Regions from separate parts of the Homo sapiens genome. Here all the other regions are linked to region 3. Evidence: chromatin loops called from intact Hi-C (ENCODE). Cell type or tissue: B cell. All regions are shown on one strand. Links, peaks and the distances in the headings refer to the core of each region. The heading gives the core; the rest is flanking DNA.

The links. Peaks named below come from ENCODE experiments on the same cell type or tissue, not always from the same donor. Only the 100,000 strongest peaks of a DNase experiment are listed, where the experiment ranks them.
Region 1: a loop joins it to region 3, with 13 times the contacts of the local background. A loop is called at or near these places in 29 of 110 quality-filtered maps.
Region 2: a loop joins it to region 3, with 19 times the contacts of the local background. A loop is called at or near these places in 32 of 110 quality-filtered maps.

Annotation. Positions count from the first base shown.
Region 1 is chr5:81,834,535-81,842,538 of GRCh38, forward strand. LOC107986385 (a long non-coding RNA gene) reads left to right here and starts at 1,801. Exons shown (of 3, transcript XR_001742519.2): 1 at 1,801-1,940; 2 at 2,958-3,017; 3 at 5,515-5,593. RefSeq lists an enhancer at 3,929-4,008. In B cell, for the core only: CTCF peaks have their summits at 4,215 (motif pointing left) and 4,457; a DNase peak (open chromatin) is centred at 4,207.
Region 2 is chr5:82,221,545-82,229,548 of GRCh38, forward strand. The region is part of intron 5 of ATG10 (autophagy related 10); the gene reads left to right. Among named protein-coding and RNA genes, the nearest start is that of RPS23, 53 kb to the right of the region's middle. In B cell, for the core only: CTCF peaks have their summits at 4,226 and 4,427; a DNase peak (open chromatin) is centred at 4,197.
Region 3 is chr5:81,506,002-81,508,501 of GRCh38, forward strand. The region is part of intron 5 of SSBP2 (single stranded DNA binding protein 2); the gene reads right to left. Among named protein-coding and RNA genes, the nearest start is that of ACOT12, 110 kb to the left of the region's middle. RefSeq lists a silencer at 1,086-1,235. In B cell, for the core only: CTCF peaks have their summits at 1,185 (motif pointing right) and 1,385; a DNase peak (open chromatin) is centred at 1,130; H3K27ac peaks cover 615 bases.

The DNA of each region.
Region 1 (8,004 bases), core at 2,760-5,259, 330 kb after region 3:
ACTTCTACGACCTGACTACGGGAAATTTGGGAGAGTCCTCCCATGTTCTACACTTTCCACCATGATTCCAGAAGGACTGATGGAATCAGTAAATGACTAGGGTGGAATCCCAGTCAGACCTATGGTGGAATCCCAGTAAATGACTTTGAGCAAGTTTCTTTGCCTTTGAAGCCTCAGTTTCCTCACATCAAGATGAAATTACCTGCTTTCACAGAATTGTTATGAAGAGCAAATAAGACAAGACCTGTGGGTCACTTAGCCTAGCTCCAGGCACAGATAAAGTGCTCTTTAAATGCTAGTTATCATTGCTCTGTCATCACCATCATCATCATCATTCTCATCATTTTCATTAGGATATTTTCAAGGTGAGTGAGTGCAATATGCCTCCAGGGATACATTTGTGAACAAAGCTTATCTCCCTACCTGTTCGCTGATACTAGTCATTTTTCTAACAAACATCCCCACTTACAAATGAAATTAAAATCTAAATGTATTTAAACTGTAAAGCTATATGTCCAAAGTGAGCACTGTGTTATACAACTTAGAAGGTTTTTATTTTAAAAATAAAGAGATGAAGGAAGGAAGGACGAATGGACGGAAGGAAGGGAGGGAAGGAAAAAAGGAGGGAAGGAGAGAAAGAAAATCCTCTTGTAAAAGTTCTCTTCACATATAAGATTTTATACTTTATTTTAAAGGAGATTCTTTTTGTTAATTAAGGTATCAGTACAACAATAAAACCAACAGAAAAAGATATCTAAAAATCTTTTCATTTTGTACAGCAAATATCCGGGTATATTTACCTTATGTAAAATCATTCATTTGGTCTAACATGCCAGTAGAATTATCAAAAGTTTACTTTAACAAGATATGAAAAGGTTGGGAGGGTGTGGCTTAAATATAATCTACAATTTTAAAATTTAATTTCACATATTGCCATGCTGTTCTATTACATATGCAGGAACGGGAAAGGCAATGTTCTTCAGACTTGAAAAAAATTAATCCACAGTTCTTGGCATGGACAACCAATGTTATATTTAAAATATACATATCTAATGTGAGACCCATTATCTAATAAAAGTCATGAAATCTAGCTTATTCACTTTGTAACTTATAATAACTGAAAGTTGATCAAAGAAAAGTAATTCCATTTTTATTACATTGTTACTATTTTTATGGGCAAAATTTAAAATGTATGATAAAAATTCAATATACAATAATTGAAACATACAGTCTGACCTCACATTGCTCTGATAAATCTGTTCATTTCTGGCCATTTTCAGTGTTGCTATAGTGAACAGTGTTGACAAGTGGATGAAAAAAGCTTATAAATGGAATTCAGATCATAGATAAAACTGAACATAAACTATCTCCCAACATTTCTGCATGTTGGGAGGCCCGGTTTGTGCCACAGATGGCCATCTCCCAATAATACATAAAACATTTCTTGCTGGAGCTCAGCACACATTGTTGAATGCACAGGTCATTTGAACAGAACAATAATTCAATTCACTTAATAATGACCTCACTGGGAACAAACACAGACACAGGATGATGCTGTTAGGAGAACAAAATTGTACTAGAGTTTTAAAAATGAAATTCTTAAATAGCCGCCATGCTCTCTTGTCAAAATAGCACTTAAATGTATTCAGTGTTTAGCGACCAGGCAGGCTCACTGAGTTTATTTTAGTCTCTTGAATTTTACTGCTGTGTGTCTGTGCCATGTTCCTTCAGTTTTCACGCTGGTAGCTTTCCTGGGAAGGTCAGTGGTGCTCACTGAACCTTTTATTATCTTACAGGCTGAGCTCATTGATGAAGAAGTCTTGAGTTCATCATTTTTTCTTCTCTAATAGCTGAGATGGCAGTCAATGAGAGTGACTGCAGAAAGTTTCAGAAGGACACATGGGAATCATTTAACCAGGCCAATAAAATCAGCTATTTATGTAAGTAACAGTTATTATAACCTCAACCATCAAGACTGTATTTCTCTAGAATAATTTTTATTTGGGGGCTAATTTTATTCCTAGCTTATAAGGCTTAAAATCCAGGATTTCCTACTTTGGCAGTAATGAATGAACTGAGCCAGGAGAAATCAGGATCTAGATGCTCTCTTTTCAGCATTTAGATGCTTACACCACTGATACACATGGGTTCAGGTACCACCTACCTAGAATTTTTAGTCAGAGGTTCATTTCTATATTCTAAAACTAAACCCAAGTGCTATTGAAATTAGGCACCTTACTGCCATAGGCTTAACTATTAATATCACGTTCTCTTTTGTCACTCACATTTACTGTAAAAGCACACTTAATCAACAGCAGGGACTTTAAATATGTTTTGCTTAATATATTTTATTAAAAAGACCTTTAACTTTTAGGATCAAATCATAAACCTAAAGAACAGAGGGGATTAAAAAAACCCAAAAAACAGAAAATTGAGATATAACCTATTCAAATCAAGATTAATTTAATAATGGAGAGCAAAAAATCATATAGGAGTCTTATCAACAATTGTTTCATAGTTTAATTATTTTATTCTTTATTCTTTTGTCCCCTTCCATCTGTCTTAGTAGGCTTGAAAAAACTCAGTCTACTTTCCCACAAAATCGTGCTTTTATGCTTGGGAAACACATTTCTCTATAGGAGCTAACCCATTAGCTTATTTCTGTACCTGCTTCATCAATATCAGCTGGAATACCCTGTAATAGTGGCAATTTATTAACCTCTGCTGTAAAAGGCAACAGAAAGAACACTCATGCTATTTTTCCACAAAAATGGTGGTCAGGAGAAAGGGTGTTTTAGAGAGGTAGTGATACAGGGAGGGGAGAGGGGAAGCCATTAATAAGAAGCAGAGTACATTTTCCACTGACATATATACAATTCTCAAGACTAAAGAGGCGTCTATAATCTAAACAGGACACCCCCTGTTCCTTCTTCATCTTCCCCTCCCTTCTTTTACAGACACTTCCCCCGGAAGACATAGCCCTTGCTTCACTGTCTGAAGGAGAGAAAATGCAAAAGGTAAATAGATAAATACAAAAGACAGCACGTAACTTAAGGACCATACTGATATTATAAGAGTTCAGAGAAATTGAGATTGGGAAAGGTCCTTGAAGAAATTGCAAGGCGTGAGTGCAGCCCCCTGCTCCTGTGAGGCTGAGGGGGAATTTTCCTTCCTCTCATTGCCCCCTGGGGTGCTATGTTTTTGTCCATCTCCCAGTATGAAGGAGATCCTTCTGCAGCGAAGCCCACCATTAGCTGAGCCCAGCAGCTCAGCTTCTCAGTTTTCCTGGCACTTGCCTGAGGGCTTGCAGACTGAGCTTGCAGACTGAGCAGGATGCTGGGCATCCACTGTGCCTTCTCAAGGGAAAGGGAGGGAGCTGGGGCACAGAAAGCCAAACTCCTCTCCAGGCAGAGGCACTAGGGAAGCGGGAGCAGGAGGGAGGAAAAGTCCATTGTATGCTGCTAATAATCACAATAATAACATTGAAACAGCACTTACTACGCCCAGGACAGTTCCCAGCAATTTACATGGGGTATTAACCCAGGTAATCCTCACAACAACCCTATGAGGAAGTACTATTCATATGCCCATTGTACAGATGAGGCACAGAAAAACTAATGAACTTGCCTAAGAACACACAGCTACTTAATTGGCATAACAGAGACTTGAGCCCAGACACAGCCCGACTCTAGCACCTCTGTTGTTACATGGTTCACAACTCAGGCAGCACATTAGAATCACTTGGAGAGCTGTTAATCAATACTGATACCTGTCCTCAACCCCAGAACTACAGATTTAATTGATCTGCAGTGGGGCCCAGGGCATGAGGACTTTTTAAGTGTCCCCAGGTGATTCAAATGTACAGCCAGGAGAGAGCCACACTATTTAGGCTCTCTCTACACGGTTATCTCAGGACCTCAGCACCTCTGCTTTCCTCCCTGTTACTCAGACTATTACATTACACCCTGATCTTACACTCTGCCACTCTCCATTTTTCTTCCCTTGCAGTGGTTTTAAAATATGTCCACAAATTCTTGAACACTCATCTCTTCGAAAGGTAGAGATGACTCCCCTCCCCTTGAGTAGTGACTCTCTTCTAATAAATGTAATTTAGCAGCAGTGAGGGTCTGTGACTTCCAAGACCAGGTCATTAAAGACCTTTGCAGCTTCTTCCTTCCTGGTAAGTTGTGGATTGCTCCCTCTGGGGGAAGCCAGCTGCTATGTCATAAGATCACTCAGCCCTATGAAGAGGACCTCCTGGTGAGGAACTGTGGACTCCTGCCCACAGCCAAGGAAGAATGGAGGTCTTCCAGCAAGTAATCACTGAATGAGCCAAATTGGGAGTAAATCTTCCAGCCCCAGGCAATCCCTAAAATGACTAGAACCCTGGTGGACATCTTGAATGCTACCTCATGAAAGACCTGAGCTGGAACCATCCTGCTAAGCTGCTCCCAGATTCCTGACCGTCAGACACTGTGCAAGATCATAAATGTCCATTACTTTACACTGATAAACTGTGGGTTCATTTGTTATGTAGCAATAGATAACGAATACAGCCATCTTCAACCCCCACCTCCAACTCGCAAGTCCTCCCATATTGACTTGGAGCTGGGAAGTTGCCAGTGCTACAATAGAAAAGTGTCTGACATCCTAAGGTGGAATTCTGAATGCATTTACCATAGAAACATAGCTGCATGAATATTTATATATGTACATAAATGTATGTAGATGCATAGAAGAAGTCTGGAAGAAACAAGTCACACTGTTAATAGTTGTAGAGCCTGAGATAGGAAGGGGAGTGGGAGCAGGGGTTGGGGAGAAAGCCAAAGGGAATTTTTCTTGCTGCTCTGCAGGCTACTGTGTCATTTGGACGTTTCACACCAAGAATATATCCATGCACCACTTAGGTAATGAAACATATTTTTCCTGCATAAAAGTGAGGGAGGTTTAAAAAAATAAAAGTGGCATAATCATACCCAAGGCTGGGTTCTGTTGGAAGTAGAATACTAGAAAGTTCTGCAAGTACATTGTGGATACAGTAGTAATTTTGTAGCCTGTCCTGAGGGCCTTAATACCAGGTAGAACACTGTGAGAACAACAGGCCTTGAATCCTGATCTCCACATGTGCTTAATTCTTGACTCTAACACTTAACCAGCTCGGCAAGTTATGAAACTGTTCTGAGCCTGTTTCCTCATCTGTAAATTTGGGATAATGATTTGAGAATTATAGAAGCTAAATATATACATCACCTCATACAGTGAATGGTCTGGAGTTTGCAGTCACCAAGTGATAGCTGTCATACTGTGGGAAATATGATGCTAGTTCCAAACACGTACATTTTGGGATCATTACCTGTAAATAAGTTAAGGGTTCCATGAATTATATATTTTTGTCAATTCCTCTTTTTTTGGGGATGCAAACAAATTCATGAAACAAAGTAGACTTTCAAGACTCATTTACCGCATGAATTTTGCAAACATTCCAGAGGTCAAATATTTGTTTTCTATTTAAAGTGATAAAGGCATGAAAAAGTCATATTCCTGAGCTACAAGAGAGAAACTGAGGACAGTGGAGATGAGAATAAAATCCCTAAAGCTTAAAGGATGCTGGATCTGGATTCTACTGGATGTTGGTGCTGAAGAGTGGGACTGTCCTATCCTTTTCACATATGTTAGAGGTCACACACAGGGAGCCCACAGACCCCAGCATGCCAATAAACGTGTTTCTTGTGACCCATACAATGTTTCTGAAAAGCATTTGAATTAGTTACCCACATTTAAATTGGGAAGATTTCACATAGAAATAAAGGTTTCATATTGCTCTTAAAAAAACTGACATAACTGGCTATCACGGGCCAACTGGCTAGAACTGAATCGTGGATTCCTCCTTAGTTAGGGTGAGGGTTCTTCAAGAGGCCATAAACCCTACTTGGACTGGCCCGAATCCCTCATTAGGGTTATCTACTTGTCCTTTAGGCATTCAGTTTGCTCCACTGAAACTTTGGATGTTTATTCCAATCTAGTAAGAGTGTTGCTGGGATGGGATGACCACATGCTTCTATAGTTATAAAAACTGCCCAACCATGCCTGCAATGAAGAGATCCCAGAAATAGAGGCCATCTTTCTCTGTTTACTTTTTATTGAACCAAAGAAGAGGAATGTGGAGCTCTCCAAAATGTTTCCGTGAGGAAATGAAGAGCTGTTATTTATAATCTACTATACTTCTACAGTGAGCTAATATTTATCAGGAAGACCTCCAGTCTCTCAAATGGTCTAAAGTTGCGTGTCATTTCAGCCAACCTATCTGCATCATCTTTTCCATTTGAGTAGTCTGGGATTCTTTGCCTCTGCACATGCTCAAATCCTACAACTGGAAGAAAAAGCTGAACTATGACCCTTGCCTTTGATATATATAGAGAGATACTTATCGAGTTTGGTGATATTGAGTTCATTTTTAATATCACGGAGTCACTTGTGAATCAATACCTGTCCAATATTTGTCTAATAAATGTTCCTCTCTGACAGTTATTAAAAACAAACAAAAATAGGTTCTATTTCCTTAACTCTGCTTGAGGATCTTTCAATAGCAAAATTATCCCCCATAATTAACAAAAGCAAATATGAGTTTGCTTTTAAAAGACTCATTTGCTAGTCGTTTTTTTAGTCTAGGTCATTTCTGGCCTAGGTTATTTTTTGATATTTTATTTAAAAAATTTTCAAACATACAGAAAAGTTGAAAGAATGGCACAGTGAACACCCACGTATTCACCTCAAGATTCAATAATGAACATTTGCTATATTAACTTTACCACATATTCATTTATTCTTCTTTTAACCTATAAATTTTGATACATTTCAAAGTAAGTTGCAGACATCAGTGCATTTTACTCCTAAACACTTCAGCATTCATAGCACCAGAGTTCAATATTTATGTTTTTAAAAGTTTTAACTGTGGTAAAATATACACAACATAAAATTTACCTTTTTAACAATTTTTAAGTGTACACTTCTGTGGCATTAAGTACAGTCACATTGTAGTAAAACCATCACCACCACCTATCTTCAAAATTTTTCCTTTTCCCCAACTGAAATTCTTCACCCATTAGACACTAACTATCCATTCTTCCCTCCTCTCTGCCTTTGAAAACTACCATACTACTCCCTGTCTCTATGAATTTGACTACTCTAGATACTTCATATAAGTGGAATCATACAAGATTTGTCCTTTTGTGACTTTCTTATTCCACTTAGCATAATGTCTTCAAGGGTCATCCATGTTGTCACATGTTAGAATTTCCTTCCTTTTTAAGACTGAATAATATTCCATTGTATATACATATCACATTTTGTTTAACCATTCATCTATCAGACACCTGGGCTGCCTCCACCTTTTCTTTCCAAGACTGTTTTTTTCAGAGCAGATTTAGATTTCTTCCACTTTTTGGCTATTGGGAATAACGCTGCTGTGAATATGGGTGTACAAATATCTGTCTGAGTACCTACTGTCACTTATTTGGAGTATGTACCCAGAAGTGGAATTGCTGGAGCATATGCTAATTCTATGTTTAATTTTTTTGAGGAATCCACGGTTTCTTTTTCATATAACATTTATACCTAGTGAAATGCACATATCTGAAGTGTATAGATTTTGTTACATTGTAACAAATGTATACTCTAGTGGATTATTTTTCTTTTCTTTTTTAGGTCCATCGATATATACATATAAGAATTTTTCCATTAGAATGCTACACAGTCAGTGGCCAAAAGCCTGTTGGAAAGAGTGTGGGCTTAGATGACATCAAGACATACAGTTTTAGAACCTACTGGCCTTATCTCTTCACATATTTTGAAGTCTAAAAAAGGATCTCACTGTCCTGAAATCAGAAATTTGCAAAAATCATCATCTCCATCTTCTACTACTGACTATAAACATTTTACCTTGTGTAAGCAATGACCACAATAGTTCCAAAGAAGGAGTTTTAAACAAAAGAATGCATGTGGGGC
Region 2 (8,004 bases), core at 2,672-5,171, 720 kb after region 3:
CTTGGTGTGGCCACCATCTATTACACTGAGGCTTTTCCAGCAGCCAGGGAAGCCAACAGCCAAGACAGCATCAGACCATTTGATAGGACTCCGAAGCCACCATTTATTTGATAGGACTCAAAAGCCACAATGTAGAGATGGTTCAAGAATGTGATGCTGGCAATATAAGATATAGGCATGCAAAAATATATTTTGAAATGAGTAAAAATAATGATAGCAGCAACCAAATGCTACTTTCAGACTGTTATGTGCTAGAGGAATACAGAGGAGATACAGATGGCCAGCAGCCCTTGAGTATATTGTTAGCAAACTCAGCATTAATTCTGAGTCTGAAGCCCTGACTTTGCACTCCAATCAGAATATTAACCAAAGAAACGTTTTGCTAGTCTTTTAGTGAATATGTTAACAGAAAATCTTGTATCGGAGTTGCATTAAAGGTCATGCTTGAAGTAAGCCAAAATGTGATATTGATTAGTGCATTTCTTCCTAAGTTAAAGAAACAGAAGTTAGAGAAAATGTCTGATGGTTTGAAGAGTACTCTCTCCCCAGTGTTATAGAAAGAGCAGCAGCCTTCTTGATTTGTGATTTTGTGCTTGTATTTTTCCTCTGCCATGGCAAGACAAAGTATAGTTAGTGGTACACCAACTTCCCAATTTAATAATGAAACTAGTTAAATGGGAAGTGGTATAAAATAGTGATTAAGAGCCTTTGATTTTACAGCCAAACTGCCTGGATCAACTGTTGGCTTTTCCAAATTAGTTGTGAATACTGGAGCAAGGTACTGAGCCTTTCTATGCCTTAATTTCCTCATCTGTGAAATGGTGATCCTAGTAGTACATCCCTCATGAAGTTTCCTGGATTAAATACAATAGTAAATATAAACTATTTAGAATAGATCCTAGCACATAGTATGCAATCACACTGGCTAGTACTGTTATTAATGATCTTGTCTCAAATTGATGATGAACATAATTTCCATTAATTTATTCACCAAATTCCAAATTAACACTACTATGTGTTAGTATAGAACATAAGCTCAAATAACAAATGATGTTATATTTAAATAGAGAAAGATTCATATATGTATTTTTTGCCATCAAACAATCATCATTTGGTGGGCCATCTGGTAGTGATTATAGTTTTATGGAAATTTGCTGCTGAGGTAAATAGCTACCACGTGGAGATTGCCCCAGGTCTGGGAAGGCAGAAGACATTCTTCAGGATTTCAAAGGCACATCAGCTGTGCAGTTGCACAGGCATGAATGGAACTGTACATGCCAGGATAACAATCAGGGCATATTGTTCTTTCAGGTTTCAAAGAAAACAAGTATCATACTTAAGAAGTGTAGTCACACTACCCGTGATATAGTCCTAAGAATAGTGTTGTAATTTGTATGCCGGGTACTTGGTTTTAACAAGGCATTTAATTCTGTTAAGCAAGTTGGTAGGTTGGAAAATCTTTCAAAGGCAGGCTGTGTGTGGAAGTTTATAAGCAACATTTGTTTACTCTGTGAGGAAATGATGGTGAGAGTTATAGATGCAGACGAGAGATAGCAAATGCATTTACAGTCACTAATAGCACCAAACAAGGCTGCAGTTGTATGCCATTATCATTTGCTATCTGTTTTTTTGTTTGTTTTAAGATGTTCTTTGTTGCCTTCAAAGATTGCACTTCAGGTATTAACACTAAGATTAGGTCAGAAAAGAATGCATCCAATCTCTACTGTATTTAGATGGAAAAAGCAAATTATTATTTGGAATATAAACAATCTTATTACATATTGTCTGCATGCCAATGTCTGCACACTTGTGGCTCATAGTCACAATGATGAATAACAGTGGTTAGGTTGGTTTACTAAGTTGTGCATCACTTTGGTCATATTATCAATCCTTAAGCAGTGAAAGACTCTCCTAAATGTCTATAGATCGCCCTTGAAAGTTAGAGATAAGTTTCATCATCTTGGTGGCATCATCTTTTGCAATCAATCACCAATAACCAACAAATAGAGATTTAGTGGTGGTGTATATAAACAGCACTATGAGAGACAGCATTGTTCAGGAAACAGAAATCTATGGCATGGTCTTCTTTCCCCAAAGATGGGGCAATAATGCACAGATTACACAGAAGAATTAATCAATAATAAAAAATTACATAATGAAACAACCTTTATAGTCTTATATAGATGTTACAGGCACATATATATGATAAAGTGCTAGGTCACTGATAGAAATTTTAAGTAGAGAGTTTGTTTATTATGAACTGAAATGATTCTAGAAAGATTTGAGAATGAGAGAGAGAGGCTTGATACTATCTTAGAATATTTGGTAGATGAGGAAGGAAATGAGGGAGTATTCGAGATAGGGGGATGAACCCAGAGGTGAGGAAACACTAGTCATCCTGTGACTAGAGAGCAAACCAGAACAAGAATATAAAATGCATGTGAAGCCAGCCTTCTAAAAGTAAGGATTGCATACCTTTGGAAATAACCAGCAGTCGGCCAGGGTGTGACAAGGCAAAGGATGACCATGGGTCGACAGAATATGAGAATAGTAGAACCTTTGTTGTTGTGTTTGCTGCTATGTATTTAGGGCTTAGAATAGTCCGGGGCATGGTAGGTGCTTAATGAAGCCCCCACTCTTTTCTGTGATTAGGGGCAGTCTGATAGATGATAATGCTGGAAAAGTAGTTTGTGCCAGCCTGCAGGGAAAACAAGTAGAGGGCCATGCAATTGAAACTTTATTATATAGGTTTAGGATTTTTACCTAGAGGTCACAAATACCCAGGCTTCAGGGTTTATTTAAACCACATGCAACATGGGCAAAAGCCTGTATACATTATGCATTATTCTGAGGTCCATAGCTCTCATTGCATATTGAAAGGGATCCAGGCCCCCAAAAGGTTCAGCTTTACCTAAGAAGCAAGGGAGTAGTTAGAAATAATTTTGAGCAAGGGAGTGGCATAAAATTAGTAGTTGGGACTATGAATCGGGTATTTGCATGCAGGGGGAAGGAGAGAATAGAGGCTCTAAAACAAAGGAAAGCAGGTGGGAGGTTCTGGCAGGCTGGAGGGAAAGAGATGCTTGTGAAAGCCCACTGTGGAAGTGATTGTCTTCAAGGAGATAGAGTGAAAGGAGGGTGTTTAAAGGAAAGCTGTGCTGGAGGAATACTGACAAAATGCTTATGGAGAAGGTGGGGGAATGGAGGCCAGTGAAAGTAGATTCAGTTTCTAAAGAAATCCATCAGTCAACATTTATTCAAGCCTCTTAAATCTTCACCACTTTGGTGTAAGACTTTGAAGTAAGGATGATATTCCTGTCACAAGGGGAAGTTAGACCTTCCTTGAAATGCCTGATTTAAAAGATTGGGGTGTCTGCCTCCCATGTATTAAAAATAAGGACATCTATGTATTATAAACTACAAACTTACATGAATGCTGAAATTAAATTAGTTTCTTTCAAAATTGTCTGATTTCAAATTTCCAATTAAATTCATGGAAGCTGACATTTCTTCAATATTTTTGGTGCTCCTGTTCTGCAGGTATTTAGTTGACCAATAGGATAATTGAGTCCTTGCACCCTTTTAATGTCACACACTCCCAAGTGAAGAAATTTCAAATTTTATGGGTATTTCAGAAATAAGAGTCTCTCACTGTGTCAGTGCAAAGTAGTTTGGGTTGATCATATTTAATGAAAGAATATTAGACTCCTGAAAAATAACTTATGCCAGCACTGACTGTGTGGTCAAAAAATCTTATACCTATCCCTCAGGTAATACAAATATTTGGGGACCATAACATTAGGGGAATGCACATATTTGCTTTCGATCATTTAAGTCAGTAGAGAAAATGAACCTCCTGGGTTCTAAATTAACCCCACCCAGCTGTTTGCAGATCATCACATCTGGAAAGCAGGTCAAGAGGAAAGGAGATGCTCTCTGGAAAGGTAAAAGCATTTTGCTTTCCAAGCAGATTCCAAGTCCATCTAGCTGCTGCTTTGTAGGCAAGCCACGAATGGTCTCAAAATCAAAATGGCCTTGACCTCATTATGTGACAGAGAATGTGGTTGTAACAGGGCTACTGGCTATGGCCTCTGCTGCCTTAACCGATGCCAAAGCCCTTTACAGACAGCCTGGTGCCTTCCTTGCCGATTTCCACAATGGCAGGTACATTAAGGAGTGTCTCTGTGCCTACCGGGTGATGGATGGCTCTCTGGCGGTCTCTGGTGGTCAACATTATAAATGCTTCTAGAGGGAACGGGAATACTTGACTCCATTAGAGCAAATGCAAAAACAAACATTTGGAGAATTATGCTAACATTCTCTAGTGTGAACCTAAGTCTGATACTAACTTCTAGCTATGACTCAGATGGATCACTATGGTATATTGTTTATATGTAATATAGAGTAGCATCTTAGAGTGAGTTATACGTATTTAACTTCTTTAGTGGAAGAAGGTGAAGAATTCATCCCTTTAAAGTCAATTCATATTTATTCTTACTTTCTCTCTCTCTCTGTCTGTCTCTCCCCCAAATTCACATTTCTTTACTGGTTTTTATAACAGGCAGTTTCCAAGATGTGACTGTGTGTGTATTTGTGGGCATATTTAAGTAAGTGTGTTAACTTTTTGATTGCCAGCTCTCTGTAGATCTGAACATCAAACCTTTTAATTACCACAGTTATAAATGCCCATATTAGCAGCTTGCTTTCTTGTACCAATGAGTGAATTGGAGATAGGTAGTTGTTACGTTAAAGAGAGCTGGTGAATATGCTTCAACACATACATTTCCACACTGCATCTTACTAGGTACATGAGGGTTCTTTTTACTTCTTTTTTTTTTCTTTCTAATTCTTGGTAGACTATGTATAGTCAGTGAAATAAACATCACCCATTACTCAGTTCAGTCTTCCCTGAAGTATTAGTATTTCAAACAATCCTATTACCAAAAGATTATTTTGATACTTTATTAAAAGTCCTACAGCTCTAGCATTGCTATACTCAAACACAGATTTATGCAATTAGGATTATAATGGAAGCTTTATTACAATGATATATAACTTGTATCATCCTAATAAAAGTTTCTGTACATAGCAATACTTTAATAACATTGTTTCTGTAACAGTGATTCCTTAGTAATGGAGCTTCTCTTATAGCAACTTCATTATTAGGAAATGATTTCAGTAATAGAAATGCAAATAAAGATTTTGAAGGGAGCATTTTATGCATAGCACTATTACAGGCCTGCTATCTTTTCATGCATTACATCTAATCATTATAAACTTATGACGCAGATTATAATTATGCTTATTACTATCCTATTACACTTTAGAATTTGTATCCTTTCAAATTATTGAAATTAACTGCCATTTTAAAATTCAAGGGTTAAAATAATTTAAATTTTAATTAAATTTTGTTTCTAAAGCATTAAAAATGTTTCACAAAATCTTCTCTAATTTGTATTGTATTAGAGATTATGTGAACCAATGGCATTCAACCTGGAGTATGTGTACCCTTGGCGGTTGATGAAGACTTCCCAAAGATACATGGGCATGAGAGTTTTAAAGGAATTAATTTTCAGATCTTCTATTCCTATATGCCCCCTCTTGTAAAATCCATCTGCTTGAGAAGGCACCTGTGGTTGAGATTTTCCTTGTTCCCCTCCCCTTTTTTACTTTCTTCCAGTGTACAAAAGAAAGACATCTGACATCCGACATCCATCCCTTACCATGACATATTGCTTAGCCAGGGCACTGAAAAAGGAGAAATTTGACAACCCCTTTATTTAAGGTATCCCCAGGTCCCAATTCACACACATATATATATATTTTAAAATTTTATTTTATTATTATTTTTTTGAGATAGGATCTATCTGTCATCCAGGCTGGAGTGCAGTGGTGCGATCTTGGCTTACTGCAACCTCCACCTCCCAGATTCAAGCGATTCTCCTGCCTCAGCCTCCCATGTAACTGGGACTACAGGCGCCTGCCACCATAACTAGCTAATTTTTGTATTTTTAGTAGAGACGGGGTTTCACCAAGGTTGGCAAGGATGGTCTCGAACTCCCAACCTCAGGTGATCCGCCTGCCTCGGCCTCCCAAAGTGCTGAGATTACAGACATGAGCCACCACTCCTGGCCCCAATTCATGTTTTTAAGTCAGGATATATAGGGTAGTGGTTAAGTACTTGGGCTGTTGTGTCAGAGGTCTGTGCATAGATCCAGGTTCTTCAGTTTGCTAGCTCTGTGACCTGGATTAGTCATTTATGCTTACTCTATCTTAGTTTCTACATCTATAAAATGGGGATTATAATAATAGGTTATTGTGGGGATTAAATTGATTCATACACATATGAATAAAAGCATGTACTATATAAAAAGTATGTATGGGCTGGGTGCAGTGGCTTATGCCTGTAATCCCAGCACTTTGAGATACCAAGGTAGGTGGATTGCTTGAGTCCAGGAGTTCAAGACCAGCCTGGGCAATATAGAGAAACCCCACCTCTGCAAAAAATACAAAAATTAGCTGGGCATGGATGGCATGAACCTGTAGTCCCAGCTACTCGGGAAGCTGAGGTGGGAGGATCGCTTGAGCCTGAGAGGTCAGGGCTGCAGTAAGGAGCCATGACTGTACCACTGCACTGCAGCCTGGGCAACAGAGTGGGACCATCTCAAAAAAAAAAAAAAGTATGTATGTACTATTAAAAGTATGTATCAATACTATATAATGCCATTAACTCATGATTTCCAAAAATATTTTACTTTATATATTTGCTTATCAAATTTTATAATATATTTATGTTGTTTTGATCAATTGAATACTAGCAATGATTATGACAACTCAATCAGACATCTAAGTTAACATAGAACAAAATGGCCACAGGAAATTTTAAAACATAAACTCCTTTGTCTCTCTATTTTTTTGGTTATGAGAAGATGATCAATAAAAAGCTTTTAAGCATAAAATATACATTAGGATGAAGTTCTTTGAGAGGAGCACAATAGAGATATGAATTCAAGGAGAAATATATAAAATGTCCAATTGTATTGCATATATTTTTTAAGTGAATGATGATGGATGTTTATTTTCAATTGAATGCATTTAAGATAATGATGTAATATTAATAGTTGTATTTAAAATTGTCAATATGTACCGTGCATTGGAAATCATATAATTTGCAACTATTTAATGAAAACCTTTAGAGGTGAACTTGTGTACCTGGGGTATATAGATAGATGTTTTTTAAATTTAGGTGATGCAAACAAGTTCAGAGACACTGGAATAAAACACTGATTTACAGGAGTAAGGACATAAGTGAAAGTAGAGGCATAAAATTATCTTTATAATTTATATTTTCCTGAGTACCAGCTATAAGAACAATACCTTCCTTATCAAGTTGAGAAAGTAGGTAAATTATAGAAGCCTGAGGTTCCCGTGGCAGAAAGTCGATTTGACTTGTGTGGACTAACTTAACTGAAATATCTTCAGTGTTTCACAGAGAAGGTCAGTGTATAAAAAACACATGTACTCCCAATTTGATGAGTAATTCCTAGGAGAGATCCCTTGCCTTTGTAGGGATGCTGGATTTGTCCCTTGAAGTTTTTGTGAAACGAGCTATTTCTGAGTGGACCCCTCTCCTGAGGCAGAAATGGAGAGGCCGGATGGCTTGGATGCATGCTCTGAGACAATTTTACTTCATGCTGGAGATGGCAGCTGTTACAGTACTGGAGGAGCACTGGCTAAGACAGGAAAGAATAAATGAGCCTCTTAGGAGGAACATGCTAGAAAGGAACTATTTTCTACTTTAAAAAATAAGTGTTGAAGAACATGTGCATGCCCTAAGGTGTGTTTACTGCTAATTATATGAGTTTGACAGGCACAATTTTGATTTAAATTTTATTTCATGCCATGCTTCAAGTTGAAAGTTTGGATGCCACTTTCTTATTGGGCAAGTTTCATGTCAGTGTATCCACAATTGTAAACTGTAATTAATATATAATTTTGTGTGCTGGT
Region 3 (2,500 bases), core at 1-2,500:
TTGCCTGAATTGCAATTTTTAAAAAAGCTTACTTAGTTATTCAAGCTGGGCAGTTTTAATTTGTTCTAATAGTTGAGGCCAGAAAAACTATTACCACAACTGCAGGACAGCATTATCAAAGCCAGCAGCTGTTAGGCACCTTTGTTTTTTTAGTTGCTTTTATCTTTATAACAGGGAAAGATCTGTTCTATTTTCAACATTTAGAATCTGTGTTCTTTAAAGATACAAAATTATATTTTTAAGAAAATTAAACTTAATTTTTATTTCTTGAGGTTTGATAAATAAGCCAACTTCCTCACCTCCACTATCTAAATCCTAGGTGTATTTAATTCTGAGAAATACTATTTCTAACGTCTGAATTTTTTTAAACTATATATATTAATGCTGTTAGATATTCTAGTCTAATAAATTAATTCTACTTCAGAGTTTCAGTACCCTACTCATTCAAACTAAGAAGGATATAACAAGTAATCTTTTGGTTCATTTATCTAAGATCTAAGATGGTATTTATAACTTCCTAAGAGGGAAAGGGAGTTTCTCCTGGCTTAGAGTACTTTCTGAGACTAATTTCTGAAACAACCATAGTCAAGAAAGATAAGAGGAAAGGCAAACCACTGGAAGTGAAGGTAATGCCAAGACTAATAACAGAAGGAAATTGAGAGGGCATGTAGATTATTTAACTATATGTATATAAACGGCTGGATTTAGGAAGTCTGAATAGGAATAGCAGAGTAGATGAATATAGATACTAAGGTATCTTCAAAATGCAGAATTTATTTCCAGAAATAAACATCTATCTCCCAAAAACATTTAACCAGGACTTATAAAACCATATATTATTGGTTTTCTTTTTTAGTTTTGAGTGTCATATTAAATAATTATTTTTCTCATTTTTGATTTTTTCTTTTAAAATATCAAAAATATTATACACTTTGAGCTTTTTGTCCTTGTTGCTTTATGAATGTTGTTTATATGGAGCCTTCCTTAGTCAATAACACCACCATGGAGAAAAGAGGAAATTTCTTACTATTTTTTTTTCTTATTGCGTTATTACTATGTCAAAGCATTAGGTCAGCTTGCTACAGTGCAGCCTTGCTAAAAATAGAAAGTCTAGAAAAAGGCCCTGAACAAGTGGAGCCATCTGCAAACTACCACTAGATGGCAAGGCAGCTTTACCACTACCAATCTTAGGCCTGCAAACCAAATGTGACTTAAAACCTGCTGTCACATATTTTCTACTATATCAGAGTTTCATTCTACTTAGATTTTAAAGTATGAATGATCACCTTGGTCTGAAACTAAATTACTTGGTATCCTTTTTCATTAACATGTATTTATAATCTTATCCACGTCAAAGTCTTAAATTTACAACCCAACATCAACATATTATCAGTTTTCAACAGTTTCATCTAATAAAACTAAAGATCTAGTGACTAAAATATAGTAAATATATCAAGATAAAAATCAAAATACATGATAAAAGAAAACAAAGGTCTATATAGAGTTCAAAATTAGATATTAACAGGTATATCCCAGATTAGTTACAGAATCAAAGATATTATCCACATTAGCACCTATTAAAAGATTACGTTGTGTTTTTATATAAAGGATATGAATGTATTTGGTTATTAGAGTGATAAGGAAGTTATAGTTTCCTTCTTAAAAGCTTTCTTGTGGTAAAGAACATAAAGTAGGAAAAAGCATTTTTACCCTTCTCGATATTTTTTTGGTTAAAATAAGAAACGTCCATTGCATTAATGTTCTATAAGTTATAGAAATTCACAAGAGAAGCTTCCTTGTTACTTACTCATCCATAAAATTACAGAACTTTACAAGGTAACAGAGTTAATAATCTAATTTTTTAAACAAAAGAATTAGTACTTTTGTGTTATTTAGTGCATTTTATTAGTAGTAAATTATTTTGATCATTATACATAAGTGAGAAGAAAATCCACTTGGTCTAAGGAATGCTGCTGCCTATTTATATTGCAGGAATCAAAGTCCTTTGCCTGTCCTTTTGTATGAATGCCACAAGAATGAATAAATAGCATATCGATGCTTTTAATACATAACTCAAATTTCTTAGCATACAATGAAATCTTTGAATAAGACAGAGATATAAAAGAGTAAAACTCAGTTCTGGGTACCTACAATGGATGTGTATTCACACCATACCAAGATACTGTACTTTATTCTACAAAAACTGCCAAACTTTTAGTTAGATCAATGGCCATGTCTACTCTCTTCCCTCTGGATCCCAAGCAGCAAGACTTCCCAATTTAAGAAAGCTGCTCTAAAGTCATTCATCAGTTCCATAGTGTCACTCTGAGGACTTATAGGGTTTCTTATACAAATTACTCATTTGAAAACAGACTCCAAGTAAATAACTACATGTCATACTTTAAATGGCTTTATTTTATTAAATTTATACCTCCTTTTGCATGTCCGACTAGTCTTACTGATTTTACTTAATTGGTTTCCTGCTCAGCAACAGAGGCTC